2 separate regions of the Homo sapiens genome follow, and region 1 is linked to region 2. Evidence: chromatin loops called from intact Hi-C (ENCODE). Cell type or tissue: endothelial cell of umbilical vein. All regions are shown on one strand. Each heading gives the region's core, and the rest is flanking DNA. Links, peaks and the distances in the headings are about the cores only.

Region 1 (14,830 bases), core at 8,164-10,663, 52 kb before region 2:
CAGCACTTTGGGAGGCCAAGGTGGATGGATCACTTGAGGTCTGGAGTTTGAGACCAGCCCGACCAACATGGTGAAACCATGTCTCTACTAAAAATACAAAAATTAGCCAGGCGTGGTGGCGGGCACCTGTAATCCCAGCTACTCAGGAGGCTGAGGCAGGAGAATTGCTTGAACCTGGGAGGTGCAGGTTGCAGTGAGCCGAGATCACGCCACTGCATTCCAGCCTGGGCGACAAAGTGACTCACTCCGCGCTCAAAAAAAAAAAAAAAAGAAGAAAGTAAGTCACAAAACAAAATGTGTAAGGTGATCCTATTTAGAAAAACAAACAATATGTTATACTATCCCTAAAGCACTCTTGTTCTTTTGCTGTCCTAAAGTGAAGAGAATGGAATAGGGAAAAGGCTTGGGGGAAAGGGGACCTGTCCATGTTTATTGTCTAGACTTCTTGAATGACTGAATGGAATATTTAGTTAATATAAAAATATAATTTAGAATGATTTCACAAAACAAGCCATATACTTATTTTTCTCAGATGTGATGAGGCCTAATATTTGAAACTTATAGGTTATACTGTGACATTATGGAAGAGCAAATAAAAGAAAATGAATACCTCTTTAAAAGCAGCCATTTGCTTCTGGATTCGGTTTACAAATCGCCATTGTATTACAAGACTAAAAAGAAACAACATTTCATTTTCATGTGAACCAAGACAAAATTCTGAGGCACAATTATTCTAGTTAGAAACAAAAACTAAAGGCTAGCTGAGACCAAGGTAAAAGCTGAATATGAGTGCTTGCTACTGCATTGTGATAGAGAAAAAGAACACTGAGATTCTGGACAAGGGGACAGAGAAAGATGGTAAGAAGAGTCTTTCTGGAATAAAGTACAAAATTATATCCAATAAAATACATACTAATAAAATACTTACTAAATATATTCCTTTTTGTTCTTATTGGTGACAACTATTTCTGATCCACCATTTTTCAGCTCATGTTGATGTGTCTAAAATTAAACACAATAACTTGATATGTTATTTTAGCGAGAAAAATTTAAAAAGTATACATATTGTAGTTATACGAGAAACTTGGTGTTTTAAATTAAGTCCAGTCAAAAGTTAAAAACTAAGAAAACTTAAAATACTAGTTTTACTAAAATAAATATGGAACGAGTCAAATGTTAAAGAAAGTACAAATTCTTGCTCAGAGACAGCTTTTGTTACTGGGAAATGAATGTAAAAACAGAGCCTAGGAATGTATTAAGTGTACGTATTAACATCTAAACATTTGTCTCACAATTTATGTGCCATTTTAACTGATCAAAATTCACAAACCTGTCCAAAAAGTTCTTCATCTATGATAAACCTGAGGTCCAATTCTGTTGGGTCATTTTCAAGAATCCATCTTAGGGAATTGTAATATTCACTATCCTAGATGGGAAAAATTACATATTTAAAATTTGTATCTATAACACACCTGAAATTGCAAAAAACAGTATGTAGAGGGTCTGAATAATTGGGTAAAAGATGAGAGGTCAGATGGACATCCTTTACTTACACACATATATAAACAAAAATGTATGTGTGTATGTGTGTGTATTACAAAAAGAGATGGATGACAGGTAAGGGCAAGAGTAAAAATGCATCAATCAATTAATCAATTGGTGCCTACTTAAAAGTTTAGAATCTATGTTTATGTGGAAGCAGTGGAGGTACAGATTTTATCATCCAGTTAAAGGAATGAATACAGAAGTTTTCAGATAAAACCTAACTTCTCTGGATATCCAGGAGCACTTAGCACATTCCTCATATGCCTATGTGACTTCGTGTTAAATGTTTTATTTTTATTTTTTAATTTAATTTTTTTTTTTTTGAGACAGGGTCTCGCTCTGTCCCTTAGGTTGGAGTGCAGTGGGGCGACTGTGGCTCACTGCAGCCTCGACCTCCTTGACTCAAGTGATCCTCCTACCTCAGCCTCCCAAGTAGCTGGGACTACAGGCGCGCACCACCACGCCTGGCTAATTTTTGTATTTTTTGTAGAGACAGAGTATCACCATGTTGGCCAGGCTGGTCTCAAACTCCTGACCTCAAGTGATCCACCTGCCTCAGCTTCCCAAAGTGCTGGGATTACAGTTGCACACCCCTGTGTCCGGCACTAAGTGTGAAATGTTTAAGTAGCTATGAGGAGGCCATTGTTTATACCCAGCCCGAGTTAAAGAAAAATCTCTTAATAAATATAGAGGCTCAATGAACCAACTCAAGTAACTGTGCAATCTTATGATTTATAAAGAATCACACTGTTTGTGCTGTTAATATGTAATAAGAAAAGAATAAAAAATGAACTTGGTACTAAGGAAGATGCCCTGGAATTCATGTGAACACACATTGTGTGAGGCTATTCAGCAGCACAGGAAACAACACGGCTACAGTCCGGGGTTTAATCCTTGGGCTTCTGTTTTTTTCTAGGAACCTAACCATAACGCTTTGCCTTTCGACTGCCATTTAAAAAATATACACCATTTGGCCAGGTGCGGTGGCTCATGCCTGTAATCCCAGCACTTTGGGACGCTGAGGCAGGCGGATAACGAGGTCAAAAGACTGAGACCATCCTGGTGAACACGGTGAAACCCCGTCTCTACTAAATATACAAAAATTAGCTGAGTGTGGTGGTGCGCGCCTGTAGTCCCAGCTACACAGGAGGCTGAGGCAGAGAATTGCTTGAACTTGGAAAGCAGAGGTTGCAGTGAGCCAAGATCACGCCACTGCACTCCAGCTTGGCAACAGAGTGACACTCTGTCTCAAAAAAAAAAAAAAAAAAAAAAAAAAATATATATATATATATATATATATATATATATATATATATATAACATTCATCATAAAAGATCATAATGCAAATACTGATTCAAAAGACATATAACTTGGTATAACCTATTGAAGTATTTAGTGGGATGTTTAATGTTATCTATAACTTACTCTGAAATGCATGAAGAAACTAAGACAGACTGATGGATAGACAGATAGGTATGTGATAAAGTAAATCTAGAAAAAAAGCAATTGTGAGTAGTTGATATACAACTGTCCAATGTAAAATTCTTCCAACTTTATTATATGTTAGAAAATTTTCATAATAAAATGTTGAGGAAAAAGTTCATTTGTATTTTGAAACATGATAATATATTAATTTCCATGTCATTAAAAGCAAATTCTTCAAAATGTTCAAGCTGCTTGTTAAATTATACTTCGTCTATACTATAAGTGAAAAAGACATACCACAGATTCCATATCATGAAGGGTTATTGGTTTGTGAAGCATCATCTTGTAAAATGGGCGGATGAAAAAACCTTGCAAAAAACCAAATACATTTAGGATGATTACCAAGTGAAAGAAAACAGGTAATTATATTGTAAAAAGTTTATACTTAATACTAACCATCCAACAGTTTGCCATGATAAACTGCCATTCCAGCTACCCGACCAATAAACTTGAAGTAAGAGAGGTGATCTTCGTTACACAATCCAGAGTTTGGATTTATCTGTAGGGTATAATTGTCCCTGTAAAGACAACCCCATTTAAATACTTCATTTGAAAAACTTTAATATGACAAATAATTACAAATAATCTTCCTCCTTTAAGAGTTGTTTACCACTGTTAGAACCACATTCCTCCACTGGATTTAATGGTTTTAAAAATAGTAATTTCTGTCAAAAAGTGGAAATAACCCAAATGTCCTTTGGCAGATGAATGTATAAACAAAGTTTTGTTTGTTCGTTTGTTTTTGAGATGGAGTCTTGCTCTCGCCCAGGCTGGAGTGCAATGACACGGTCACAGCTCACTGCAACCTCCGCCTCCCAGGTTCAAGTGATTCTCCTGTCTCAGCCTCCCAAGTAGCTGGAATTACAGGCGCCCGCCACCATGCCTGGTTAATTTTTGTATTTTTAGTAGAGACAGGGTTTCACTATGTTGGTCAGGCTGGTCTTGAACTCCTGGCATTGTGATCCACCAGCCTTGGCCTCCCAAAGTGGTGGGATTACAGGCATGAGCCACCACGCCCAGCCTAAACAAAGCATTATATGCAAAAATAATGGAATATTATTCTGCCTTAAAAAGGAAGGACATTCTGATACATACTACAACATGGATGAACCCTGAAGACATCATGTTAAGTGAAATGAGCTGGTCACAAAAAGACAAATATTGAATGATTCCACTTATGTGAGGTACCCGAGGAGTCAAATTCATAGGGACAGAAAGCAGAATGGTGGCTGCCAGGGAATGGGGAGCGAGTGCTTACTGGGTATAGGGTTTCATTTTGGGAAGATGAAAAAGTTCTAGAGTTGGATAGTGGGATGGCAGCACAACAATGTGAATGTATGTAATGACTCTAAATTGTATATTTAAAATGGCTAAAATGGTAACTTTTTTTTTTAGAGGAGTCTTGCTCTGTTGCCCAGGCTGGAGTGCAGTGGCGTGATCTCGGCTCCGCCTTCCGGGTTCACGCCATTCTCCTGCCTCAGCCTCCTGAGTAGCTGGGACTACAGGCGCCCGCCACCACGCCTGGGTAAGTTTTTGTATTTTTAGTAGAGACGGGGTTTCACCGTGTTAGCTAGGATGGTCTCGATATCCTGACCTTGTGATCCGCCCGCCTCGGCCTCCCAAAGTGCTGGGATTACAGGCATGAGCCACTGCACCCGGCCGACTCTTACTTTTAAAACAGTGATTTTTCTTTTTCTGCCGATAATCATTGTAAAGGTACTTACGTAGCAGAATATTCAAACAACCCATAATAAGGGTTAAACATTTCCTTTGAGATCAGGAAGAACCATTCTCTGGCAACTCCTCCATAATCCAATCCCTTTTCACCATCAAACTCAATCCACAGTCGAGCCTTCAGGAAGTCTGCTCTCTTGACACCCATAATTCTCCGGTAAGAGTCTTCAAGAACAGTTGCTCGGCGAAGTTTCATTTCAAATTTGTTTGGAATGTCATTCTGAAAATCCAGAGGAGAGACGTACTGTTTAAATCAGTTCAACATAATAACAAACCCATCTCTCATAAAGTTATAACATTCCCTCTACACCCTGTGTCCAAGTCTCTTTTTCCTTACGTAATATACTCAGGGAAAACACAACTAGGTATATTGTCTTGGTTTCCTCTATGGTATGAGACAGTTTCTGCATTTTCTTTAATCACTTAGTAATATAGACTTCTTTACATCTGAAGAAGCTTTTGTTTTTGGAGACAGCTCTGTAGTCCAGGCTGGAGTGCAGTGGCGTGAACATGGCTTACTGCAGCCTCGACCTCATGGGCTCAAGTGATCCTCTTGCTTCCGATTCCTAAGTAACTGGACCACAGGCGCATGCCATCATGCCTGACTAATTTTTTAAGTTTTTGAGGTCTTGCCATCTTGCCCAGGCTGGTCTCAAACTCCTAAGCTCTAGCAATCCTCCCGCCTTGGCCTCCCAAAGTGCTGAGATTACAGGCATAAGCCATGGCACCCGGCCTAAAGAAGCAATTGATGGTGATGGTAATGCCCCCATGAAGGCATTTCGTTAACAGTCCTTTTCATATTAAGTTCCAATGAACACCGTTCTGTGACCTGTAGGATAGCCACTGCCTGCTAGCTGTTGTGCCTGTCTGTTCAGGCTTTTCCCTACCTCTACTTTCCTCCCTGGAGTCTATCTTGCTTCACTCATTAACAGATGGTGACATTTACAGACTGTGCCAGTGATATATTCTGGCTGTGTCCCTACCCAAATCTAATCTTGAATTGTAACTCCCACAATCTCCATGTGTCATGGGAAGAACCTGGTGGGAGGTGATTGAATTATGGGGGCGGATCTTTCCTGCACTGTTCTCATGATAGTGAATGGGTCTCACGACATCTAATGGTTTCTATGCACAAGCTCTCTCTTTGCCTGCTGCCATCCATGTAAGATGTGACTTGCTCCTCCTTGCCTTCTGCCATGATTGTGAGGCCTCCCTAGCCATGTAGAACTGTAGGTCCAATAAACCTCTTCCTTTTGTAAATTGCCTGGTCTCAGGTATGTCTTTATCAGCAGCATGAAAACGGACTAAAACAGCCAGGCATGGGTACCCTGGAATGGCAGGTTAACGTGTTTAACCTCATAACAACACTATGCGAAAGCTACTATTATTGTCTTCATTTTACACATAAAACTGAAGAAGACGACTTAAGAAAGTCTTAGCTCCTGAGTCTGTGCTCTTAATTAATGGAGCTACATTGCCTCACTAATCTTTTGTACGTTCTTTGCTTATGTGACAAATGTACACAACTATGCTTTAGGCAGAACTTATTGTAAATTTTACAAAAGATATATCTAAATATTTTATTCCTCAGTACTTCATGGGCAAATTTCCAGGGGAAACCAGTAAGAGAAAACATGCCATCAATATTCTGTCACCTCCAAAAAAGAAGGTTAGCTCTAAGGAAAAAAAATCAATTTCATTCTCAATTTATTTAGGGAAAATGGAAAGCCCTATAGAAACATAATAATGTAAGCAGTTGATATAAGCAATATAAGCATGATATGAGCAGTTTCCTATACTGCTTATGTCATTAAAAAAATGGTAAGCTTGCAGAACAGCAACTTTAGACTGGATACTAGGCAGCTGGTGCAGGTAAGCATTTATCAAAGGCCTACTCTGGGCCAGGTGGTATTGTAGTAGGGCCAACGATGGGGAATAAAGGGAATAAAAACATAGGGTAAGATGTCCTTGCTTCCTCAAGGAGTTTCTCATCTGGCGTATATGTGAAAAACAAGTGTAAATGATGCTAATTCTGAGACTTAAAATAGGAGGACAATTGCTGATGATAGAGATGGAAGCAATGTTCTGCAGGGCATAAAAGACTGAGCTATTGACTTCAAATGAGGCAATCAAGAAGGCTTTGAGAGGAAGTCTTTAGACAGAGAAAGGGAGGGAAGGACGGAGGAACAGCATACATGAGAGGTCTGATATATTTAATACCTAGAGGGCACAGAAGGAGAAGAAGGGAGAGGAAGGGAAAGAAGGCAGGGATTATAGGGGAAAAATGCAAAAAAGTAGTCTGGGGCCAGAGGGTGGACAGTGTGAATGCAGTTAAGAAGAGAGTTTCTGGGTTGGGGAGCCACACGGTCAGATTGCTGGGTTCTCAGAAGCTGACGGGACAGGGTGTAAAGGGTGGTTTTAAAGAGGAGAAACAAGAGGCACACTGGTCAGTTAAAGACCCCTGGAATAGCTGAGTGAGAGAAGACAGAGGGACCTGTGAAGGAGCAATGGTAGTGGAAGAAGAGGGGGGTACAAGAGAACTTCAGTGTTTGAACTGAGTAGTAGACAAGTGCATGCATTCTGGAATCTGGTCCTGTGTTATTGACTCCACCATTCACTAGGAGTGACACTTTGGGCAGGTTACATGTCTTTTCTAAGGATTAGTTTCCTCATCTATAAAATAGGGATAATAATAATGATAGCTACCCACATGGAGTTGTTTCAACTCCATGCATTAAAAATGCTTAAACAGTATCTGGCATATGGTAATTATTAGCCATCATTATTCCTAACTACAAGATGTTGAGGATAAGGAAGAGGAAAAGGTTAAAGACAGTGCACGGCTTTCAAGCACCGGTTTTCAATTTTTTTTTTTTTTTTTTGAGACAGAGTACTGCTCTGTCATTCAGGCTGGAGTGCAGTGGCATGATTATAGCCCAGTGCAGCTTTGAACTCCTGAGCTCAAGTAATTCTCCTGCCTCAGCCTCCCAAAGTGCTGGGATTACAGGCATGAACCACTGCACCTGGTGTTTTTAATATTCTTTATTTCTGTTTTGGTGTTACATGTTCTTACATTCTAAGTGTTCTGCTCTTTTGCTATGATGTGTCTAGATACAGATTTTATTTTTAAAGTACTGCTTGGGCCTTTTTACTAATGTGAGAATTCATATTCTTAGCCTTCTCCTCTTCATGATCTTGGTCCCCTCCTTCTGGGGTGACTTCATGTCTTTTAACCTTTCTTTTATATGTTTATCCCCTTACATACCTTTGTTGCATTCTGGGTAATTTCCATACAAATTAATTAATTTCTCTCTTAATTCTCTTAGTCACCAATATGACATGTCATGTTGCTTAGGAACATGGGATCTGGAGCTAGACCACTTAGCTTTTCTACTTAATAACCATGGGACTTGATCACATTACCTATTCTCTCTGTGCCTCAGTTTCCTCATCTGTGAAAGGTAATAGTAGTCCCTTCCTTACAGAGTTATTGTAGACATTAAATGAATAACATATGTAAACTTCTAAGAAGAACGCCTGGTATGCAATGAGAGATCAACAAATATAATTGCTTTTATCATGGTTTTTTTTTTGTATTTTGAGGCCTGTAATGGCATTGTCTCCCATCTCCTGCTGCCTGGAAGACATTAATAATTAGATACTACAACATGTTTCAACCACTCAGAGTGGCAAATGGAGAAGCTAGTGCTTCTATTCCTCCAGCGTATTCTCATTAACAATGAAAATATTTAGCAGAACAATAAATCAGTAAACATTTAAAATCCCAAAGTCTAGAAGTAGAAAACAAATTTCCAGGGAAATTTCGACACAAAGTTATTCTTTTTTTCTTTTTTCTTTTTTTTTTTTTGAGACACTCTGTTGCCCAGGCTGGAGTGCAGTGGCGCGATCTTGGCTCACTGCAACCTCTGCCTCCTGGGTTCAAGCGGTTCTCCTGCCTCAGCCTCCGGAGTAGCCGGGATTAAAGGTGTGCGCCATCACACCTAACTAATTTTTGTATTTTTAGTAGAGACGGGGGTTTCACCACGTTGGCCAGGCTGGTCGTGAACTCCTGACCTCAAGTGATCCACCCACCTCGACCTCCCAAAGTGCTGGGATTACAGGCATGAGCTACTGCACCTGGCCCACAAAATTATCCTTAAAAATGAGTTTAGAAAGTTTATGATATTTAAGGATTTTATTAGGGCATAAAATGTTTACACTAAAAAAACTATCATGTTTTCTTTTTGCTAAAAATTTGGGTGAAACTCTGAGGTGGCCCACCCACCATCTTGAATATTTGTGAAAGCCAGCTTCTGGCTTAGAATGCAAGAAAGTATAACCCAATATGGCCACCTAGTGGTAGTATTCCTAAACTGCAGGCAAAGGAGGACAGGATGAGCAAGTAAGAGAGGCGTTAAAACTAGTAAACAAAACCAGGAATGAAACAGATGGCCAGATGATGAGTTTAGTTCCAAACATATTGCATTTGTGGCGATGGGAAAAAGTGTAGTGAACATAACTGATAAGCATAAGGAGACAAGTCACAAGAGCACAGTTCCACTCATGATTGTATTTTTAAATTATGCAGAGACATTACATTTGAAGCCGTAGAGAATGAATGACTTTCGCTGGAAAACAACAAAGTCATAAAAAAATCCAGACCGTCCTCCAACACAGTCAAAGACTAGGCCAGAAGATAATTTCCTGACCCACTCTTGCTCAGATTCTACAAAGATCAAGCCCCATAAACCCCACAGGGATACACCAGGTTAGAGCTCTGGAAAGCAAACTTTAAATGCCATTTTTCTATATTATAAAATATACTGAAAAATAAAGACATAAACTAATTATGGTCTGTAGTGATATATCACAGCTACTCAAAAAATGAGCATCCTTTCTCTAGGAAAAACTGTTCACTCAAAGTTGTTACAAATATAGAACAAATTATTACTGTAAAAAACATTTCCCATTACTTTCCATCTATATATTGATGACTCTTAAGTATTTATTATAAACATGACTAACCTGCTTCTTCAACTTTCTTCGGAAGAACTCATACTTTCTTTTGTAATCCCTGGAGTAGGGCACTGCCTTTAGTTGGAAATTTTGGAAAAATAAAGAAGTTTAGGTTGTTTTTATTCTGGAACAATTTTTATTTGTTGTATTTTATGAACGTAAGGGCATTAAAAGAAAAATATTTGGAAAGAAAAGTTTAATTAGAAGAAAAACAAATACAAAACTTTAAACTTTAAAATATTTAATTTCTCTGTTTAAGATAAAATTGTATTCAGCAATTCCTATGGCTGTAATTTTCATTATGCAATATTCTTAAAATGCAGCATGCCAGAAATAGGAAATTTCTTCCAGGTAGAGAAATATTAGAAACAAAAATTTCCATTTCTAAAGAGACTTTCAAAGTGATTTCTCCATTAAAGGGACAATGTGAAAAGCGTACTTTTTCCTTGAACTCCAAGGAGTTGCCTTTTTGAGCCATTAAAGGACTACATGTTGAGACAGTAAATAGTAATAAAAAACGGTATCTTCAGTTTTATTTATTTTTATGAATTAGAAAACAAAATCTGAATAAAATGGAAAAAGCAGCTATAAAAAAGGATAATTTTCCTATCAATCTGACTCAAGAGTAGTACAATTATCATACGTGGTAATATTTATACTTAAGTGTGGATGTGTCTTACATACTGGGCATTTACAATGATTTCTTTTTCTTTTTCCTTTTTTTTTTTTTTTTTTGAGATGGAGTCTCGCTCTGTTGTCCAGGCTGGAGTGTGGTGGTACAACCTCAGCTCACCACAACCTCCGCCTCCTGGGTTCAAGTGATTCTCCTGCCTCAGCCTCCCAAGTAGCTGGGACTACAGGTACCTGCCACCATGCCCAACTAATTTTTTTTGCATTTTTAGTAGAGACAGGGTTTCACCACGTTGGCCGGGCCGGTCTCGAACTCCTGACCTCAGGTGATCCACCTGCCTTGGCCTCCCAAAGTGCTGGGATTACAGGTGTGAGCCTGGCTTGATTTCTATAAAAAAATTTAAGAATGACCCTGGAGTGGATAGGGTGCTGCTGCTTCCTCATCCGCATACACTCTCTGCTCCTCTCTGATTTGTGGAGGACTGTCATCATTCTTGTTCAGACAGTGGGAGGCACCAGCCTGAGCTCAGCAGCCCACACTGCCTTAGCATTCTGACTGTCTGGCTCACTTGTCCCCTCACTGCTATTGCGTAGGGTAAGGATAATGACGTTATAGAATCTTTTCAAATAACTGAGACTTGGAGTATGGGAAATGGGGGAGAGGAGAGAACGGCCAATGTGCTTTCCTCTCAATGCCTGTAGGGTTATGCCCGTGACTATCTGCTCTTGAAGAGACAGGTGAGCGGACAGTCCCATCAGAGCACACTGGCAGAGAGACTTACTGGTCCAGTTATTGCTACATTCTCCAACCGAGGATCTTCCCATTGTGTTCTTTTTATATCTGAAGGGAAGAAAAAGAAAAAAGATGTACTTTCTCACACATAAAATTTATTACAAAAAATAACATAATGAAAAATCGCACTGCACATACTGTGATTTATGTAGAAGATTCTTCCATCTGTGTGAGTTCTCTCTTCCCATCCTGGCTATAATTAAAAATGTATTTCAATTATTTTAGGAGAGGGGCGTAGATGAATGGATAGAAAAATAGCACTGGTTGTATGGTTAATTTAACTTGCATATTCCATTCCATTCTTAGAAGGTATCAACATTTTAATAATAACATTAATTATAGATGATAAAGAAATACTATACCCGAAAATGCAAAATATTTGAGATAGCCAAGTTAGATGGGTTAGCATTTCTATACACTTACAGGTAAAGGCCCTAGATCATTGGAAGTATCAAGTGATGTCTTTCCTCTCAGATGGGCTGGAATTTTCAATCTTGGATCTTCCTTTTTTGGTAGAGTAAATAAAGAACAATACACACAAATTTTAAAATAATCAAAGTCAGTCTGTTACCATGTTTTCTAACATCAATGGATATTTAAAATATTCTCTTGTAAAAGTCAATTTATACTTTATTTCCTAAATATGTGACACAATATTTTCTCCTTCTAAAATCTATCACTGTCAGGCTATAATATCAAAAGGAATAACGATCAGTTCTCAGGGATCACCACTAACTGGTCATTTCTTTTGCCCCGCTCTTTAGGAAATGTGTCACTATATAGGGCTTTTCTCTATGTAAAAACTGGTGAAAGAGTAGGACATTAAATTGGACCACATGATATTTCTTTCTTTTTTTCTGAGGTGGAGTGTCGCTCTTGTCGCCCAGGCTGGAGTACAATGGCACCATCTCAGCTCAATGCAACCTCTTCCTCCTAGGTTCAAGGGATTCTCCTGCCTCAGCCTCCTGAGTAGCTGGGATTACAGGCATGCACCACCATGCCTAGCTAATTTTTGTATATTTAATAGAGACGGGGTTTCTCCATGTTGGCCAGGCTAGTCTCGAACTCCTGACCTCAGGTGATCCACCCGCCTTGGCCTCCCAAAGTGCTGGGATCACTGTGCCTGGCCCTGGACCACATGATATTTCTAAGCCCCAGAACATGCATTTTGCCAGCTATCTGTTCAAGGGTCGATTAATATTTTTGAATAACAGGAAGGTAAGCCCAAAAAGGTTATCAAAGGCCAATTCAGAATGTTAAAAAAGAGAACAAAATTAAATTTATTTGGTTTAATTTATATATATTATTTTAATATTATTAATTTATTAAATAAGTTTAGTATTATTTAAGCTATGTTGGTCTTTTAATAATTAATTAAAATATATTCATCTGCTGCTAATTTTAAGTAATTTTTTTTTTTTTTTTTTTGAGATGGAGTCTCGCTCTGTTGCCCAGGCTGGAGTGCAGTGGTGCGATCTTGGCTCACTGCAACCTCCGCCTCCTGGGTTCATGCCATTCTCTAGCCTCAGCCTCCTGAACAGCTGGGACTACAGGCACCCGCCACCATGCCTGACTAATTATTTTGTATTTTTAGTAGAAACGGGGTTTCACCATGTTAGCCAGGATGGTCTCGATCTCCATCTCCTGACCTCGTGATCTCCCCCCTCGGCCTCCCAAAGTGCTGGGATTACAGGCATGAGCCACTGCACCCGGCCTTTAGGTAATTTTTCTATTAGTAGTAAGCCAAGCACTAAACAATTTTAAGCCTTATCTTAAAATAAAAATACTTGTTCTACCTAGCCTCACAAGGTTTTTTTGATATTAAATGAGATATGGATTCAAAAGTGCTTTGGAGCTATAAAGCCTCATATAAAAGCAAAGGATTATTCCTATGTATCTTCTTAAGCATTTATGGCTAGTGAGCTAAAAACTGGAAATAGGAAGTAAACATGAATATCTCCATCATAATCCAAAACAATATTAAAAAGACGCATAAGCATTCTCCTGAATACAAATAATATTATTAAGAATTCAATATACCTTTCAATGAATATTAGGAAACATAGGTTATACTAATACATACTTAAAGATTTTAAGGAACTATACATAAGAGATGATTATTGTTGTTATAAATTTAAATGGAAAAGTATCAAAGTTACCCAGGTGGTGGTTTTAGTGTTGTGGTCAATAAAGAAAGGCCTCCCATTTGGTGCATGCCGGACTTCCCAGCCTTTAGGAAGGAATCCTTGCTCAATTTCAGATGGCTGGGTCACCTGCTGGCCTGAATCACTGGTGGAGGCTTGTGATTGAGGGCCTGCAGAACTCTGGCTTGAGGTCAGCTGACTGGTCTCCACTGTGGCCTAGCACATTAATGAAATCATATTGTAATATTTTATAGAGAGAACTCACAAATAGATGTAGTTAAAAAGGTAACTTAACCTGCAAATAGAATACACACCCTCCATTAAAGAGACTCTAAATATTTGAGGCTCATTTTCAAATGTAGTTATGGCATGTTAATATTTTCCCAACATTTCAATAATGCATTACATTTAATAACATTTTTCCAATAAATTATTTTGTAAAACTTTATTTTTACAGTAATTTATAATTTTTCAACTAATTCTCAAGCAGTAAGATGTTAGTTAACAGTATGCTGTGGGTGCATCTGACTGAAGGAGCGAGGTCTGCAAGCTCAAGCCCTAGCTGCAAGGGGAGCTCTCGTGCCTATAGGAGGAGGTCGTCTTTGTTTTCCCAAAACTCACAGGATGGGGAATTCCTCATACACAGAAGTAGATTCAAATGATGGGCAGACAAAATGAATGGCAAATATCTACCACAGAAATGGATAATTGAAATGCAATATATTCATGATGGAATATTAGTAGTTAAGAGAAATACACTGGATCTATAAATAACAACATGGACAGAGCTTTAAAACAATGTTAAGCAAAAAGGTGTAGACTTACAGGGCCACAACATCAATGCAAAGTTTTTTTTTTATCAAGCAGCACCTCATTCTATAAAATAAAATGAGTGTTCTCTCGTTGCAAAATTAGAAACACAGGCATATAAACAATATTTTACATTTTCTTTTCTGTTTTTTTTTTTCAGATGGAGTTTCGCTCTTGTTGCCCAGGCTGGAGTGCAATGGCATAATCTTGGCTCACCGCAACCTCCGCCTCCCAGGTTCAAGCGATTCTCCTGCCTCAGCCTCCTAAGTAGATGGGATTACAGGCATGCGCCACCACGCCTGGCTAATTTTTGTATTTTTGGTAGAGATGGGGTTTCTCCATGTTGGTCAGGCTGATCTTGAACTCCCGACCTCAGGTGATCCTCCCACCTTGGCCTCCCAAAGTGCTGGGATTATAGGCATGAGCCACCTTGCCCGGCCCAGCATAAACTTCTTTAATAGATCCCAATCGCCAAGATTATCTGTTAGTTAAAATAATGATCCTAACTATTCAAATTACAAAAATACCCAAAGACGAGATCATTTGCTTTTTCCTCTTATTCTCATTTGTACTTGTTTTATATAATAACAAGTGGTAATTCGTGTATATTAGAGATTCATAGGAAAAGGTAGACACTTAACATCAGTGTCAGAATATAAATAATTAGAAGAT
Region 2 (17,399 bases), core at 9,063-11,562:
ATGCAAATTAATGAATGTGATACAACACATCAACAGAATGAAGTATTGATTATAAACAGAATGATCATTTCAATTGATGCTGAAAAAGTATTTGATAAATTTCAACATCATTTCATGATAAAACACTACAAAAAATGGTATCGAAGAAATATAGCTCAACATAACAAAAGTCATACATGACAGACCCATAGTGAATATCATACTGAATAGGGAAAAACTAAAAGCCTTTCCTCTAACATCTGGAACATGACAGGAATGCCACTTTCACCACTGTTATTCAATGTAGTAAGGGAAGTCCTAGCTACAGCAATCAGGCAAGAAAAAGAAATAAGGGGCATCCAAATTGGAAAGGAAGAAGTCACATTATCCTTGTTTGTAGATGATATGATCTTATATTTGAAAAAACCTAAAGACTGCACCAAAAAACCATTAGAACTGATACATTCAGTAAAGTTGCATGATACATAATTAACATACAAATATCAGTAGCATTTCTCAATGCCAAGAGTAAACAATTTGTAAAATAAATCAAGAAGGCAATCCTATTTACAATAACTACAAATAAATTACCTAGGAATTAACCAAAGACGTGAAATATCTCTATCAAACACTGATGAAAGAAATCAAAGAGGACACAAAAAATGGAAAGGTATGTTCATGGATCAGAAGAATCAATATTGTTAAAATGCCCATACTACCCAAAGCAATCTACAGATTTGATGCAATCCCTATAAAAATGCCAATGACATTTTTCACAGAAATAGAAAACAGAATCCTGAAATTTATGTGGAACCACAAAATACCCAGAATAGCCAGAGGCATCCTAAGCAAAAAGAACAAAACTGGAGAAATCACATTACCTGACATCAAATTACATTACAAAGCTATTGTAACCAAAATGGCATGGTACTGGTATAAAAACAGACAGACCAATGGAACAGAATAGAGAACCCAGAAACAAATCCATACATCTACAGTGAATTCATATTGGGTAAAGGTGCCGAGAACATACACTGGGGAAAGGACAGTTTCTTTAATAACTGGTGCTGAGAAAACTGGATATCCACATGCAAAAGAAACAAACTAGACTCCTATTTCTCACCTTATACAAAAATCAAATAAAAATGGATTAAACACTTACATCTAAGACCTTGAACTATCAAAGTAATAAAAGAAAACTGAAGAAACTCTGCAGACATTGGAGAAGGCAAAGATTTCTTCAGTAATACTCCATAAGCACAGACAACCAAATCAAAATGGACAAATGGGATCACATCAAGGTAAAAAGCTTTTGCACAGCCCACAATAAACAATCAACAAAGTGGGGAGACAGCCCATAGATTGGAAGAAAATAGAACGACCATATAATCCAGCAATCTCACTACTAGGTATATGCCCAAAAGAAAGGAAATCAGCGTATTGAAAGGATATGTGCACTTCAGTGCTGAAGAGATATTTCAGCACTGTTCACAATAGCCAAGATTTGAAAACAACCAAAGTATCCATCAACAGACATATAAAGAAAATACGGTACATATACACAATGGAGTACTATCCAGCCATAAAAGGAATGAGATCCGCTCATTTGCAACAACTGGATAAAACTGAAGGTCATTATGTTAAGTGAAATAAGCAAGGCACAGAAAGACAAACTTCACATGTTCTCACTTATTTGTGGGAGCTAAAAATTAAAACAATTGAACTGAGATAGAGAGTAGAATGATGGTTACCAGAGGCTAACAAGGGTAGTGGGGTAGGGAGAAGTAGAGATAAGTAATGGCTACACAAAAAAGAATAAATAAGATCTAGTATTTGATAGCAGAATAGGGTAACTTTAGTCAAAAATAATTTAATTTAGTGTTTTGTTTTGTTTTGTTTTGTTTTTTTTGGAGACAGAGTCTTGCTCTGTCACCCAGGCTGGAGTGCAGTGGTGTGATCTCAGCTCACCGCAACCTCCACCTTCCAGGTTCAAGCAATTCTTGTGCCTCAGCCTCTTGAGTAGCTAGAATTACAGGCATGTGCCACCACGCCCAGCTAATTTCTTGTATTTTTTAGTAGAGATGGGGTTTCACTGTGTTGCCCAGGCTGGTCTCAAACTCCTGAGCTCAGGCAATCTGCCCACATCGGCCTCCCAAAGCGCTAGGATTACAGGCATGAACCACCACACCAAGACTAATTGTACATTTAAAAATAACTAAAAGAGCATAATTCTACTGTTTGTAACAGAAAGGATAAAGCTTGAGGGGATGGATACCCCATTTACTCTGATGCAATTATTATGCACTGTATGCCTGTTTCAAAATATCTCATGTACCTCATAAATATATATACCTACTATGTACCCACAAAAATTAAAAATAAAAAAAGCTTTATTAAGATGTAATTCACATACAATTAACCCACTTAGAGTGTACAATTCAATGTTTTTTAGTATTTTCACAGAGTTGTTCAACCATTAGACAATCAATTTTAGAACATTTTCATCACCCAAAAAGAACACCCTTACCAATCAGCATTCACTGCCCATTTCCCCACCCCTCCTTCAGTCCTAGGCAACCACCAACCACTTTCTGTCTTTATGGATTTGCCTATTCTGGATATTTCATATAAGTGGAATTATATAATACGTGGTCCTTTATGACTGACTTATTTTACTTAGTATGTTTCCAAGATTCATCCATACTGTAACATTCCTTTTTTATTGTTGTTACATTATATGGATATACCACATTTTATTTATCCATTTTTCAGTTGATTGACATTTGGGTTGTTTCAACTGTTTGGCTATTATAAATAATGCCACTATGAACATTTGAGTAAAAGCTTTTGTACGAACATATGTTTTCATTTCTCTTGGATATATACTCAGGAACAGAATTTGCTAAAAATCTGCCAGACCGTTTTCCAAAGTTGCTGCATCATTTTACATTTCTATCAGCACTGTAAGATTTCAATTCCTCCCCTTTCTTACCAACAATGACCTGTCTTTATGACAATACCCTTCTTAGTGGGTGTGACGTAGTATACCATCGTGGCTTTTTGCATTTCCCTGGCAGCCAATGAGATTGAGCATCTTTTCATGTGCTTATTGTGCTTATTTCCTAAAATCTCTTACAATCTTCCCTACAGCTTTCATCTCCATTGGAGAGGCAGTGCCTGGTCACTGAGGGACAGAAAGAAAACTCATCCCATCCCATCTCCCTAAAAAAATCACCTGTTTTTATTGCTCTATATTTGTTGTTCATTGGTTGTCTTTGGGAACAAAAGAACAAAAATCCCACATGGTGAGAATTTTCTTGTCTCAAGTACCTACATTTTAAATATTTCTTGCAACAGTGTCTTATTTAAAGCCAATGATCTGAAATGAGTTTCTTCACTTCTACATAAAATGAAATGATCCCAAATAGCTGTATTTCCAATATTTGAAAAATGAAAAAATTTTCCAAACTAAAAGTCAATATGCATAGTCTCAGAAGAAGATGGAGAATCTGAAATTGGGAACTATCCTGGAAAGTCTGGGACATATGGTTGCTATAAATACAGGACAATTAGAGGTTCTTTTTCCATTTACAAAGGAAAAGTAATCGTTTTAAATTCATTCCTATGAAGGCAAGTCAGTCTGTGATGTTCATTAATATTTCCCTAGCCAACCAATTGTTCCAAATTCTGAGTATCAAGCATTTCTTTGCAAGAGTTATTTCCTATATTTGAACTGCATGCAGCCTACTTCATAAAACAAATTTGCATTTGGTATAATATAAGTAATTTAAGAATGCCTGAAAGTCTGAAAAAGAATTTAGAACACCAGGTGATTTTAAACAGGACTATCTGCAATGGGCACAGTTTAGTCAGTAAATAATACCTTTTCTAGTATTATAATGACATGAATTTCAGTTTCTTAAAACAATTTTTAGAACATAAAAAGAAAATCCAAATTGCTGTTTTTGTAAAAACTTTAATTAGAACTAAAGATGCTCTAATTTTAGGAGGTCAAATGTTGTTAACTTTAATAAGAATGAATAGTAGCTAAATGTTATGCTTTAAGAGAATCCAAAGTAATAAAAAATCAGAATTTAAAAAACAGTTAAGTTAAAGTGTCACAACTTTGAAGAATACTTTGCTTTAAAAAGAGTTTCTATTAAATATGAATTATAGGCTGGGCACGGTGGCTCATGCCTGTAATCCTAACACTCTGGGAGGCCAAGGCAGGTGGATCACCTGAGGTCAGGAGTTTGAGACCAGCCTGGTCAAAACGGCCAAACCCCGTCTCTACTAAAAATACAAAAATTAGCCAGGCGTGGTGGTGGCCACCTAGAATCCCAGCTACTCGTGAGGCAGAGGCATGAGAATCACTTGAACCTGGAGGGGCAGAGGCTGCAGTGAGCTGAGATCGCACCACTTCACTCCAGCCTAGGCAAAAGAGCAAAACTCCAACTCAATAAATAAATAAATAAATAAATAAATAAATAAATAAATAAATAAATAAATAAATAATAAATATGAATTATAAATAATTTTCCAGGGCAAATCTACTGTAAAAGGCAAAGGATTATAGAAAGAATAATTTCTTCACAGCCAGAGGCCAACAAGATAGCCAAGGTTTTCTGCTGTAATATCAAACTTTTTGTTTCAATCATGCTTTTTAAAGAGTAAAAATAAATTTTATACCTGAATATTAGATATAGTATAATTTGTTTTTTCAGTTTTCAGATTTAGCTATCAGCACTTTTCTTTCAAGAACATTTTTTAAAAAGTAATTTAAAAATATAAGTAACACATACACCGAGTACAAAATCAAAAAGAAAATGAAACAGTTTCTACCCTCCAGCTATCCATTTTTACCCTCTGTCCTTGCAAAAGGTGATAGCTGTTTTATTTTTGTGCCTATCCATCCCTTTAGAGTTTTCTCTGACATAGTGTTATGCAGCTTGCTTTCCCCCCTTCAACATTATCTTTCATACTTTGTTCACATATCAATATATATAGAGATGCTTTACCTTTTTGGTGGTTGTATGGTATGCTATTATATGGTACAGCAAAATTTCCTTAACTAGTTCCCTATTGACAGACAATTAGATTGTCAATCTAAATTCAGACTGACAATCTAAATGGTTTCAAATCTTTTGCTACCACAAACAATGCCTCAACCAAGCTGGTATTTATCATTTTGCATATATATCTAAAATAATTTTATTTTGTGTAACAATAAAGATTACAGTAAACTAACCTGAGATAGAAACAGATCTTAGTGATTAATTGGATGCTACAGAAGGAAATACTTTTCTGAGTGAGCCAAGAAGCACAGATAAGTTTAAATACCTTTCTTCAAAGGTAAGATCAAGATCAAAGATTCAAGATCAAGAGGCTTACATTTGTATTAGTATCTTAATCATTGTTAATAACAACTGTCTTCACAGAGCTGTATTAAAATCCTCTATGCGCAAATGTCATGATTCCTCTGTATAGATCATATAATTCTAAAGACAAGAATTGGGGCAGGCAGTAAAAAAAGAAATTGAAAGAATTTACAGCCATAAAAATGTTCAAGCCGTTATTAATCATACTATTTAAATTAAGCTAACAGATCAAGAAATACTTCAGAGATCACAAAAGACCAGAATACAATTAAAAACTTAAAGTTTTTAATTAAAACTTTAATTGTAAGTTTTACAATTAAAAACTTGAATTGAAATTATCTAAGAACCTCTTTGCTTAAAGTGGAGTTTAAATTTCCATTCTATTTATAAGACATTTAATTTTTTTTTATTTGAACACATGAAAAGTGGGTATTTGGACACATGATATTCGCACATGAGTGTCTCAGAAAAATAAGCAGAACTTATATGAATAGACCTTTTATAGTATTTTAAAAATAAGAAACCATATTTTTCTGCTTGCTGAATATAATAAAAACTATTATTTTAAATGAACATCCTTCCTCTCAAAATCCACACTATATGGATTCATACTACATACTAGATATAGATAGAAAAAAGGCTCACAAAAATCACTGTAAATTTAACTTAACTGTTTTCTAAGGTAAACCAATCTTATTAATAAACAAAATTGCATTTGTATAGCTGCTTCTTTCCTACTTCCTTATTGACTGTGCTTTATACTATAATGGGCTTATTTAAAACATTTTCCTAGAAGTTCAAAATTTACTGAGTCAATCTTTCTATATGTCAATGAGGAAATGGAGTTAGATAAACAATTTAATCTGTGCTATAAAATCATAGTGCTTTGGAAACTGGATATCTTTGCATAAAGCAAGCATTCCATGTCTTAAGTTTGTGATTTGCTCGGCCTCTAGCCTTTCTGGTAGATCTGACTATAAGACATAAACTGTATAGTCAGCTCTCTCTATCGGTGGATTCAATCAATCCGGGATCAAAAATATTTGAAAAGAAAAAATAACACAACAATAAAAAAATACAAATTAAAAAACAATGCAGCACAAGTATTTACATAGTGTTTACACTGTATTAGGTATTATAAGTAATCTAGAGATGACAAAATTTATGGGAGGATGTGTGTAGGTTACATGCAAATTTTATACCACTTTATTTAAGGAACTTGAGTATCTGCTCATTTTGGTGTCTGTGGGGTCCTGGAACCATTCCCCCTGCAAATACCAAGAGACACCGGTACTTGGTTCTTTGATAGTAGCTTCACACTACTTGAAATTCTACGGCCCTTAGAAACCCTCACATCTTTAAAGGGGCTTTTACCTCACAGATTGGGGTGAGGTGGAAGTCAGGAGAAACTACTTTCTAAATCAGTTTCACTTTGAGTTATTGTCCTTTGAATTTCAATTTCTTTGGAGTTCTTACTTTCTAATTATCACAGACTTGTGAAAACAGATGATTTACCTTGTCAAGTTTATCTTTACATGCTCTAAAGTTTCATTCATGATTTATTGTGAGGATTTAAAAATACAAACCATTTTTTAATATGCTACAGGAAAGAAGGAATCTGAAGCAGGCAAGACATAACAGGAATCAGAGGTTGTGTCCGTATCAAATATAAATAGGATTTTATAATTATTTCTAAAGTTAAAATGTAATATATCCAACATTTTTAGGAGCAATTTATATTGTATGCTCCTAAACTAGATGACTACTAAATATGAGAAAAAGGTTTTGCATTTGTTTCAACTTTCTTTCCACCTCTAAAAAAGGGAGGGGCTCATCCCATTGTTTCAAATTTATATTTCTGAACAAAGGAAAATAACAAGAGAACTAAGGTATAAAGTTATAATTTAGCCAGGAAATACTCACAGCTAGGTAACTGCTAAAATGGATAAAGCTCTTCCTTTCCAAAAGAAAAGTATTCACTCTCGACTGAAAATAGAGATTCACACTTCTGAGCACTAATTATGATATTAATTTTTTTCTTTTTAGAAATGTCTGCCAAGCTACTAGGGAAAGGAAAAGATAACTTTCGAAGAGGTGGACGCTAACATTCTCTGGAGAATTATCTCTGCAGTTTAAATGAGAAATGAAATCAGCAGACGACTGCTACTGTTGCAAATATAGAGTGCCTTCAATTCTAAGAAACCAAGGAGCTGAGCTGTGTAAAATCTTGGATGTTCAATTTAAAAACAAGTAAGTGTGAGAAGGTGAATTTTAAAACAGATAAACAGGAAACTACTTTAAAATGGATAAAAGGAAGCTGTGGTAGCTGAGGAAAGCTGGAGGCTCTGTGCCCAACCTAATCTAGAGTTTCAAGATTCAGGCTGAAATTCAGTGTGTGTTAAAATCACCTGATAGGCTATTTAAAGACAGATTGCTGGGCTCTACCCCTAGAATTTCTGATTCTGCTGATCTGGTATAATGTGTGAGAATTTGCAGTTCTTGGGTGATACTAATGCATCTGGCCAGCAATACACCTTGAGAAACATGTATCTATTCAGTGTCTGGAGAAACCAGGAGGAGTGAGCAATGATTGTTAATAGCTGAAGATAAATGAGCAGGCCATCTAACGCTGGTCATATAATTGGGATACATTTGGTTAAACCAAGCTCAAAAGTTTATTTCCTACAGAACTTTAGGAACTTAGATTTACTAATGTGCACTGTGGTATTCCAAGATACAGCATGTGGCATTATACAAACCTATCTGTCAATGGGGTAGGTTTTATACGAGGCATCTTACAGACTGGTGAGGACCACATTTCAAAAATACTGGTCCAGAGGAAAAACTAAATTCCTTGGCATGGAATTCTAGTTTGTTTTTTCCAATCTACCTTGCAGCCTTCTATTAACAAAAGCCCCCCAATAGCTGCAATGATCCTATATTTTGCCCTCTCAAGCTCACTCAGCACACCCAGCTCAATGCCATTTTATTCACTTTTGTCTTTATTTATTTTGAGACAGAGTCTCACTCTGTTGCCCAGGCTGGAGTGCAATGGCACGATTTTGGCTCACTGCAACCTCCACCTCCTGGGTTCATGCAATTCTCCTGCCTCAGCCTCCCCAAGTACCTGGGATTAGAGACATGCACCGGTATGCCTGGCTAATTTTTGTATTTTTTTGTAGAGATGGGGTTTTGCCACGTTGGTTAGGCTGGTCTCGAACTCCTGGCCTCAAGGGATGCACCTGCCTTGGCCTCCCAAAATGCTGGGATTACAGGGTGAGGCACCATACCTGGCCACAATGCCATTTTAATAAAAATTTACCTGATGATACTAAATTGCTAATTTCCTCCTCTGTAATTCTACTTCCCTTTGTATCTGTTTTTAATATCTGTATTATAGTTCTCTTGCACTCCAACCAGACGGTAAATTCCTTGAGGTCAACAAATACTAGTGACTAGCTTCTAGAGTCAGGCTCCAGGTTAAGTTCAGGAGGGTATTTCTGGTATCATGGAGCCTCCAGTCATGCATGGTGGACAAATATGCATATATAATTAAAATCTGTGTAAAAACTGCAAAGGAAAAGGATAAAATTCTATTCATGTATATAGAAATGTTAAGGAAAACTTTTATTCTTTGTTATAGCCCAATGTGCCTTACCTTTATAGTTTTAACATAATTTATCTATTTAAGACCTAAAGATAAATTCTAAATTATTAAACATGATAATTTATAAATATATTTGTATATATTTATGAATATACAATTTATAAAATATTAAATATGATTATTGACATGGCTTTTTTTGAGATGGAGTCTCACTCTGTTGCCCAGACCGGAGTGCAGTGGCACAATCTTGGCTCACTGCAAGCTCCACCTCCCAGGTTCACGCCATTCTCCTGCCTCAGCCTCCCGAGTAGCTGGGACTATAGGTGCCCGCCACCATGCCTGGCTAATTTTTTTGTATTTTTGTAGAGATGGGGTTTCACTGTGTTACCCAGGATGGTCTCGATCTCCTGACCTCGTGATCCGCCCGCCTCGGCCTCCCAAAGTGCTGGGATTACAGGCGTGAGCCACTGCGCCCGGCCGATATGGCATGTCTTAATGGAAAACTCTGCTGTGTCATCTTCGTCTTACTTAATCCTTCCTTTGTAAACATTAGCTATTTAGACCTGAGGAAGTACTCTAGGACGTGGAGGGAATTTTCCAAGAAGGAAATAGGAATAGTTCTAGCATTACAAAACTAAATCAGGAGTTGTGACAGGAAATGCTGCAATATCAAAAGAAGATGGTATCAGATTTCCTTTGACTTTTCAATCACTAGATTCTTAAAGTCCCACTTTGCCCATTTCAAAAGGGTCAGTATGTTCAACTTGGAGCAATAATAGTGAGGGTCGAATGACCTGCTCAACTCCCTGCAATCTGACTGCCTTCTTCAACCTGGCCTTACATTTAGCTTTCTGCCAGCAGTTTGACAGCCTGGTAAGGTTTGGGCTCCAGACTGGTTTATTAATTCCCTGCCCATGTGTCCTCCTGGCCTTGACTGTGGCTTATGTTCCTGCATCGTTTACTGTCTTTCCTGCCTCAGGGACTGAATTGTGTTTGCTTCAAGTTGTGGCAAGTTGTCTTCCTTACGAAGGGGTGATCCAAGCTTTCCCCTATACTTTTCCCCAGGCTTCCACATCCGGTTCCTGACCTTTCCTGCCCTCTAGTGGCCATGAGCCACACTCCCATCCTTGGCTGTGGAATCTGCACACAGTTGGTAAAGTTTGACAGATTAGAATATTTTACGTGAATTTCTATTATTCAAATGCCATGATATTATAACCCTGATCTTCCATTGACATTACCCCACAATTAAAACACACATCCATGAGAGGTGAAATCCACAACTCAAGTGGACTTAGATTCAGATAAAACTACCCCACTTAATAGTTTAAGTATAATCTAAGAATGTTTACACAATGTTCCAAAAGGAAGGTTAAAAATAATTCCTAAGTTTTTCCATATAGTGTAAGGCCTACCAACACACTGCACATAGTTGGAAGTCACTATTTAGCTCATCATTTGGTTGTTAGATTTATTGCTCCAGATTCCGGTTTTAATCATTTTCAAAGGTAAATGAATCTAAAAGTTACAAACTACTGAACTTCATATTCAATTTTTTCTATGTATTAAACAACACTAGCATTAGTGGGCCTGAAAACACTGTTAACAACTCAGGATTTATGAAAGTTTTCAGTCTACAGACTTTACTGAGATTATCCTCCTGCAAACTTCCTTAATTCACGGGCAAGCAGCCTTGATGCTTACAATAATTTCAACACTCTGATCCTTCTTTAATAATTTCAAAACATCTTATATATGTTCTTTGTCTTCCTTGCCTAGACTGCCCTATCAGAAGTTGGGATAATATCTTCTGCTCTTTTGTATTTCACAAAAAGAACTTTTTTTTTTTTTTTTTTTTTTTGAGACAAGGTCTTACTTTGTTGCCCAGGCTAAATACAGTGGCACAATCGTAGCTCAATGCAACTTGGACTCCTGGGCTCAAGTGATTCTCCTGCTTCAGTCCCTGAGTAGCTGGGACTATAGGCAAGCGCCACCACACCTGGCTAATTAAAAACAATTTTTTTTTAAATAGAGACAGGGGTCTCACTCTGTTGCCCAGGCTGGTCTTGAACTCCTGGGCTAAAGTGATCCTCCAATCTCAGTCTCCTAAGTGCTGGGCTTACAGGCGTGAGCCACTGTACCTGGCCAAGAAAAGACCTTTAAAAAGCAAAATCTGTTTGTTAGATTTTTAGTAGTCTTTTTCCTATTCATTAACAAATGGTAGTAAGCACAAATGATGCACAGTGATCAGTGAAAACAAAGATTTCTTCTCAGTACAATAAACACACTGCAAGAAGTATGTGTAAAGATTGTACATATGGCCAGAGAATATTTCTAAACAACAAACAAAATAATTATCAAATAATTCCCAAAGTAGTTTTTCTTCTTCTTTTTAATTCTCTCTCTCTCTTTTTCAAACCTTGGCACAAGACTACATTATGTAGTGGCAGAATAAAATGTTTTCTATAAAAAGTTTTACTTTTTGAAATGAATAGCCTTTTATTAGTTTTTAAAAATGTATTTCAGAAGTAGAAACTGATTATTCTTACAATTTGATTACCTGGTTATCTGATCAAATGTAAGTTTAGCTGATCTATAAACAGTTTTTAAGATTTTTTCCAGGGTTGAAAACTCATATGATTTTTACTGAAGACTATAACATATCAATGAAAACAGGAAAAACGGGGATGTGGGTTACTGTTGCTTAAGAAAATAACTCAACAAACCCCTTTAAAACCAGTATTTTCTTGCTTAAACATTAGGGCAGGTACCAGTAGAGAAAAATAAAGCCATTGGGATGGGGCTCCACTCCTTCAGCCATAACCACCTAGTACAGCAGCTTTAGGCGTTTTCCTCAATACACTGGATCATTGTGAAAGTACAGGGGTATCAATGTCTTGCAGCTTGAGACCTAATGTTCTAGGGGAACCCTGTCCAACAGAACTTTCTGTACTGATGGAAATGTTCTGTACTACTGCTGTCCAATGCAGGAGCCAGTGATCACATGTAGCTATGGAGCACAGGAAATGTGTCTAGTGCAAATGAGGTTCTGAATTTTAAATCCAATTTAATTTAAGCTAATTTAAATCTCAATAGCCACATGTGGCTACTGGCTACTAAACTGGACAGTGGTGCTGTAGGAAATTTTTTTTAGTAAAACAGTACTTTCTGGTTTTAAGATCTTAGTTTTAGTTCTTGCTGTCTCTGAGATTCAGACATGTCCTCAAAGCTGAATGATGCCCCACACCACACTGTGTTCAGAATCATGACTCCACTTTTTTTTTTTTTAAACTAGTTTGGCTCATCATACCTAAGAAAAGGTTGAGATAAGCTTTTTAAGGATGCTTCTGGACAAGAACTCATCGTAAGGAAAGGAGGAGGAACCAGAGCCCAGTGGGACACAGCAGGACTCCAAGGTGACAACAGGTGCGCTGCATATGCCTGGAAATACTGCTCCACAGGACTGGATTTGTTTTAGAGCGCATGGGAGCCATGCCTGGGAATCCCAGAAATACTGAAGAGCACTTTATAGCTGCTTGGGATCTTTTATGAGAAGAGAAGAGCTAAGTCAGTGAAATTTGGGTTATAATTGTTATTTTGTATCTACTGGTCCCTGCAGGCTGGTGAAGCTTAGGAAACTCAGATTAAATGGAGTAAACAGATTTGACTAGCTTGCTCCAAAATTATGGTATCAGTATAATATATTTCGGCAATTTTACCACCTGTTGCTAATATTTATAAATAACATGCCAGGGTCATACCCAAATTAACTTCAGAAGGTTAAAAAATATCCTAAGAGCCAAATACATAATTACTTTCAGTAAAGGGAGAGATAGCTATAAGAGAGCTTTATAAAAGCCCTATCAGACCGACAAAATTGAGTTGCTTATATGAATCATACAAAATTGAGCTTTTATGTATGTCTCAAAGAGTAACTATATAAATGTAAAATTATAATAGCTGAATTACTTTGCTTTTACCCTGTCAACAACTGCCAACTAAACATTTTAATATGAAGATAAATTGGCACACTAGGATATATTTCCCATTGCAAATGTATTAATAATATTTTGTTTAAAATATGAGGCAAAAACATTGATGACAGCTAGAAGATGAACTGATTCCTAAAGATCAAGAGTAAGATAAAAACCAAGTTATAATAGTGGTTTTTACAAAATAAGATGTTTATTTTAATGTTTTCACATATAATAAACTCATTTAAATAAAAAGAATGCTATTAGCGAAAACTGGTATCTAACTTTTTTTAATTTTTAATTTTTGTGGGTACATGGTAGGTGTATGCATTTATGGGGTACATGAGATGTTTTGATACGCTATGAAATGCATAATAATCACATCATGGATGATGGAGTACCTATCCCCTCAAGCATTTATCCTTTGTGATATCTTAACTATTGAGAGCTCTGTGAATTCTTTAGTTTAAAAACTGAAGAGAAAAAAGTCTACAATTTTATGTTTTACATTTATGAAATCGTCTCCATAAGTCAAAATTTTCAATGGGGGATCAAAGAAACAAGAGTTCGTTTTAGAACTACCAATTATTGGATATTCAATGTGGGGCTTGTGGCCCACATATAGGACTTTCTGGCTAATTATTTACTCCTGTTAATTTGCTGTATAATTCTTATTTTTGTTCTCCTTCAGTACATCCAGTGTTGACACTGTCCCTAAGAATACATCCAATCAAAATTCGTGAGTATAAGTAAAAAGAATTGTGGCTTAATTGTTAATAGGCTTTAGAAATCCTGTATTCCTTTGAAAACAGACTTTGATCTTTGCTTTGGTTTCTTATGAAGAAGTGCTTCCCCAGATTCGTGGTCTGTGTATTTTTACTTGACTTTTTAATGTGTTCTTTTCATGCATTTCCCATTACTTAACTGTTCATGTGGATTCATAATTACATATATGATTCCATTTGTACATATAAAAAACAATTATTACATGTTACATATCATGGCACTTTACAGTTTACAGTGCCTTCAGACACTCTCACAACAATATAAGGTAGATAATGAGAGCTACTCTTTATTGAGCATCAAGTATTTGCCAAACATATAAAATTTCCAGTACTTGAAACACTGTTGCAATGTTTCATAAATTTTATATTATATAAATATAAAAACCAGGATTTGGAAAAGCTATAATAGGAACTAATAGAGTTACTTCAACATAGAGTACATTTTCACCTCTGCCTAGGAATGAGTAAGGTAGCTATCCCAGATGTTTGAACCCTAAATACAGTGCGGCAATTAAGGCTTAGATAAGATGTGGTTAGATGATAAATTCCAAATCTGAACTCTAATCTCTTGGTTTTAGGTTCCAAAGGAAGGCCTCAATTATATTGGTAACCCATGCATTATCAAAAGTTATCTGATTAAAGAAAGAGAAAATCCTATGGTAAATAACTGACATGCTCCATCCCAAAGAGATGTGAATATCAGAAAATAGATGAATTAGACAGATGCAAGTCAAAAGAGATGTATCCATCTTGAATTTTGTCAATACTAAAATGACATAGTGACTTAGAGATTTATCTAGCCAAAACAGTTTAGAATTAATGTTGCTTTTACCATTAATTTTGTCACGACTGCATGGTGGCTTTATATATGTAAAAGGCTCCTAACCATCACAGATGCATTTCAACGTGTTTATGGGTACAATATGTATTTTTTAAAAAAGATTCTAGAAAAAAGGAGAAGCGAGGAGGAGATGGATGATATAATCAACAAAATGTTGATATATTTTAGAACGGGATGAGGCATACATAGGGGTTCACTGCAATATTCTTTCTACTTTTGTGTATGTTTGAAATTTTCCCTAACGAAAAGTTTTAAAATATTTGGGAAAAAACTAGCTTATAATAATATAGGTAGTTTATAACATTTATTAAATAAAAAGAACTTAAGGATGAAATTCATAAACAATGTTATAGGAGGCAGAAAACAAAGTATGTGTTAATCAATAAAAGTAATCAGAAAAAAACAAAGTAATTATAAATCACAAGTTGGAAGACAAGGAAGGAAATATTTGAGAGAAATTAGGTCAGCATGGTGGCAGGTGCCTGTAATCGCCGCTAGTCAGGAGGCTGAGGCAGCAGAATCACTTGAACCCAGGAAGTGGAGGTTGCAGTGAACCGAGATCGTGCTATTGCATTCCAGCCTGGGTGACAGAGCGAGACTCCATCTCAAATAAAAAATAAATAAATAAATAAAAAGAAATATTTGCGAGAGAAACTGGTTCTCTGGTAATGTTTAATAATAATCCCTAAACTTTTTTTTCACTCAACAATGGCCATAAGAAAACACTTGATCTGGACTATACATTCTTCAGAGTGTAAACATTATTCATTAGATTGTAGTCAGCCCAAATGGAATTTTTCCTTTAGACAACTCTTTTTTTTCTTTCTGATGCTATTTTTACCAAAGTAATCTTTTCCAAGCAGCTTTATCCTGTAGGATTCTCCCAGTGCCCGATGAGAGTCCTTTTGGCTAGTGGTAGTAGAAAGGTGCTTTAAAATACATAATGGAGTTGCGTTTTGGTTGAAGTATGACATTTGCTAGATTTGTGATTTTCAGCAAGTCATTTAAAAATTTCTGGGCCTTTCTACTTATTTCTAATATGGAGATATAATCACTATCTCAGACAGTTTCCTAAAATGTGGCACATGAAGTATGCTGTTTTAAACTTTTACAAATATAAGGCTAAGGGTTTAAAAAAGAATATACTGGGGCCGGGCAAGGTGGCTCACGCCTGTAATCCCAGCACTTTGGGAGGCCGAGGTGGGTGGATCACGAGGTCAGGAGATCGAGACCATCCTAGCTAAACACGGTGAAACCTCAGCTCTACTAAAAATACAAAAAATTAGCTGGGCGTGGTGGCAGGTGCCTGTAGTCCCAGCTACTCGGGAGGCTGAGGCAGGAGAATGGCGTGAACCCGGGAGGCGGAGGTTGCAATGAGCCGAGATCGTGCCACTGCACTCCAGCCTGGGTGACAGAGTGAGACTCCATCTCAAAAAAAAAAAAAAAACACACATATATATATATATATATATATACACACATTGGCTGGGCACGGTGGCTCATGCCTGTGAATCCCAGCACTTTGTGAGGGCGAGGTGGGAGGATCACCTGAGGTCAGGAGTTTGAGACCAGCCTGGCCAACACGGTGAAACCCCATCTCTACTAAAAACACAAAAAAATTAGTCAGATGTGGTGGCGGGCACCAGTAATCCCAGCTACTTCGGAGGCTGGGGCAGGAGAATCGTTTGAACTCTGGAGGCGGAGGTCACAGAGAGCCGAGATTGCACAACTGCACTCCAGGGACAAGAGCAAGACTGCATCTCAAAAGAAAAGAATATATCAAGGTTTTCTCCAAGTTAAAAATCATAGTTGAGGCTTCAAGTCCTAGTGACAGTGAACATCCAATATTAAACTCTACTAGAAGGCTGTTAGGGTCTCTTCCTCCTTGTTCTATTTCCATACACCTTTTATTTTATTTCATTTTTTTGAGACAGAGTCTCACTCTGTCACCCAGACTGGAGTGCAGTGGCTCGATCTCGGCTCACTGCAACCTCCGCCTCCCAGGTTAAAGACATTCTCCTGTCATAGCCTCCTGAGTAGCTGGGATTACAGGCGTGCACCAACACGCCTGGCTAATTTTTCTGTTTTCAGTAGAGACGAGGTTTTACCATGCTGGCCAAGCCTGTCTCAAAGTCCTGACCTCAAGTGATCTGCCCACTTCAGGCTCCCAAAGTGCTGGGATTACAGGTGTGAGCCACCACACCCGGCGTATTTCCATACACATTTTAAACAGGTTGATTCTCTTCTTCTGAGTGACAGGTATGCATATTTGCACTTCAATGTATTACCAAGAATGCAAAAAGTTGAGAAATACGTTAAGGAAACCACATTTTCTACTTGAGAGTGTTTACTTCAGTCTTTCTAGGAGTGTATATGCTTCTAGAATATACACAAGGTATGTCAGACCAGAGGTATGAAAATGAGGCATTTTGGCCAGGCATGTAATCCCAGCACTTTGGGAGGCCGAGGTGGGTGGATCACCTGAGGTTGGGAGTTTGAGACTAGCCTGACCAACATGGAGAAACCCCGTCTCTACTAAAAATACAAAATTAGCCGGGTACGGTGGCACATGCCTGTAATCCCAGCTACTCAGGAGGCTGAGGAAGGAGAATTGCTTGAACCCAGGAGGCAGAGGCTGCAGTGAGCCGAGATCGTGCCATTGTACTCCAGCCTGGGCAACAAGAGCGAAATTCCGTCTCAAAAAAAAAAAAAAGAAAAGAAAAGAAAATCAGGCATTTCATTTACTGCAAATGAATTAAATTATCATCAGCATGTTAAGAATTCTGTAAGTAAATATCACTTTTAAGACATATTTTACCTGGAATTCACTCAGTT

Evidence for each region. Peaks named below come from ENCODE experiments on the same cell type or tissue, not always from the same donor. Only the 100,000 strongest peaks of a DNase experiment are listed, where the experiment ranks them.
Region 1: a loop joins it to region 2, with 3.0 times the contacts of the local background. A loop is called at or near these places in 4 of 110 quality-filtered maps.

What each region holds. Positions count from the first base shown.
Region 1 is chr15:55,837,179-55,852,008 of GRCh38, forward strand. NEDD4 (NEDD4 E3 ubiquitin protein ligase) reads right to left here. Exons shown (of 29, transcript NM_006154.4): 14 at 13,364-13,564; 15 at 11,628-11,708; 16 at 11,343-11,397; 17 at 11,194-11,252; 18 at 9,791-9,856; 19 at 4,756-4,985; 20 at 3,428-3,549; 21 at 3,269-3,339; 22 at 1,331-1,426; 23 at 929-1,002; 24 at 611-671. Among named protein-coding and RNA genes, the nearest start is that of PRTG, 100 kb to the left of the region's middle. RefSeq lists an enhancer at 8,856-9,397. In endothelial cell of umbilical vein, for the core only: a CTCF peak has its summit at 9,132 (motif pointing left); a DNase peak (open chromatin) is centred at 9,123.
Region 2 is chr15:55,887,830-55,905,228 of GRCh38, forward strand. The region is part of intron 5 of NEDD4 (NEDD4 E3 ubiquitin protein ligase); the gene reads right to left. Among named protein-coding and RNA genes, the nearest start is that of NEDD4, 97 kb to the right of the region's middle. RefSeq lists an enhancer at 3,767-3,936. In endothelial cell of umbilical vein, for the core only: a CTCF peak has its summit at 10,075 (motif pointing left); DNase peaks (open chromatin) are centred at 9,582 and 10,002; H3K27ac peaks cover 1,422 bases.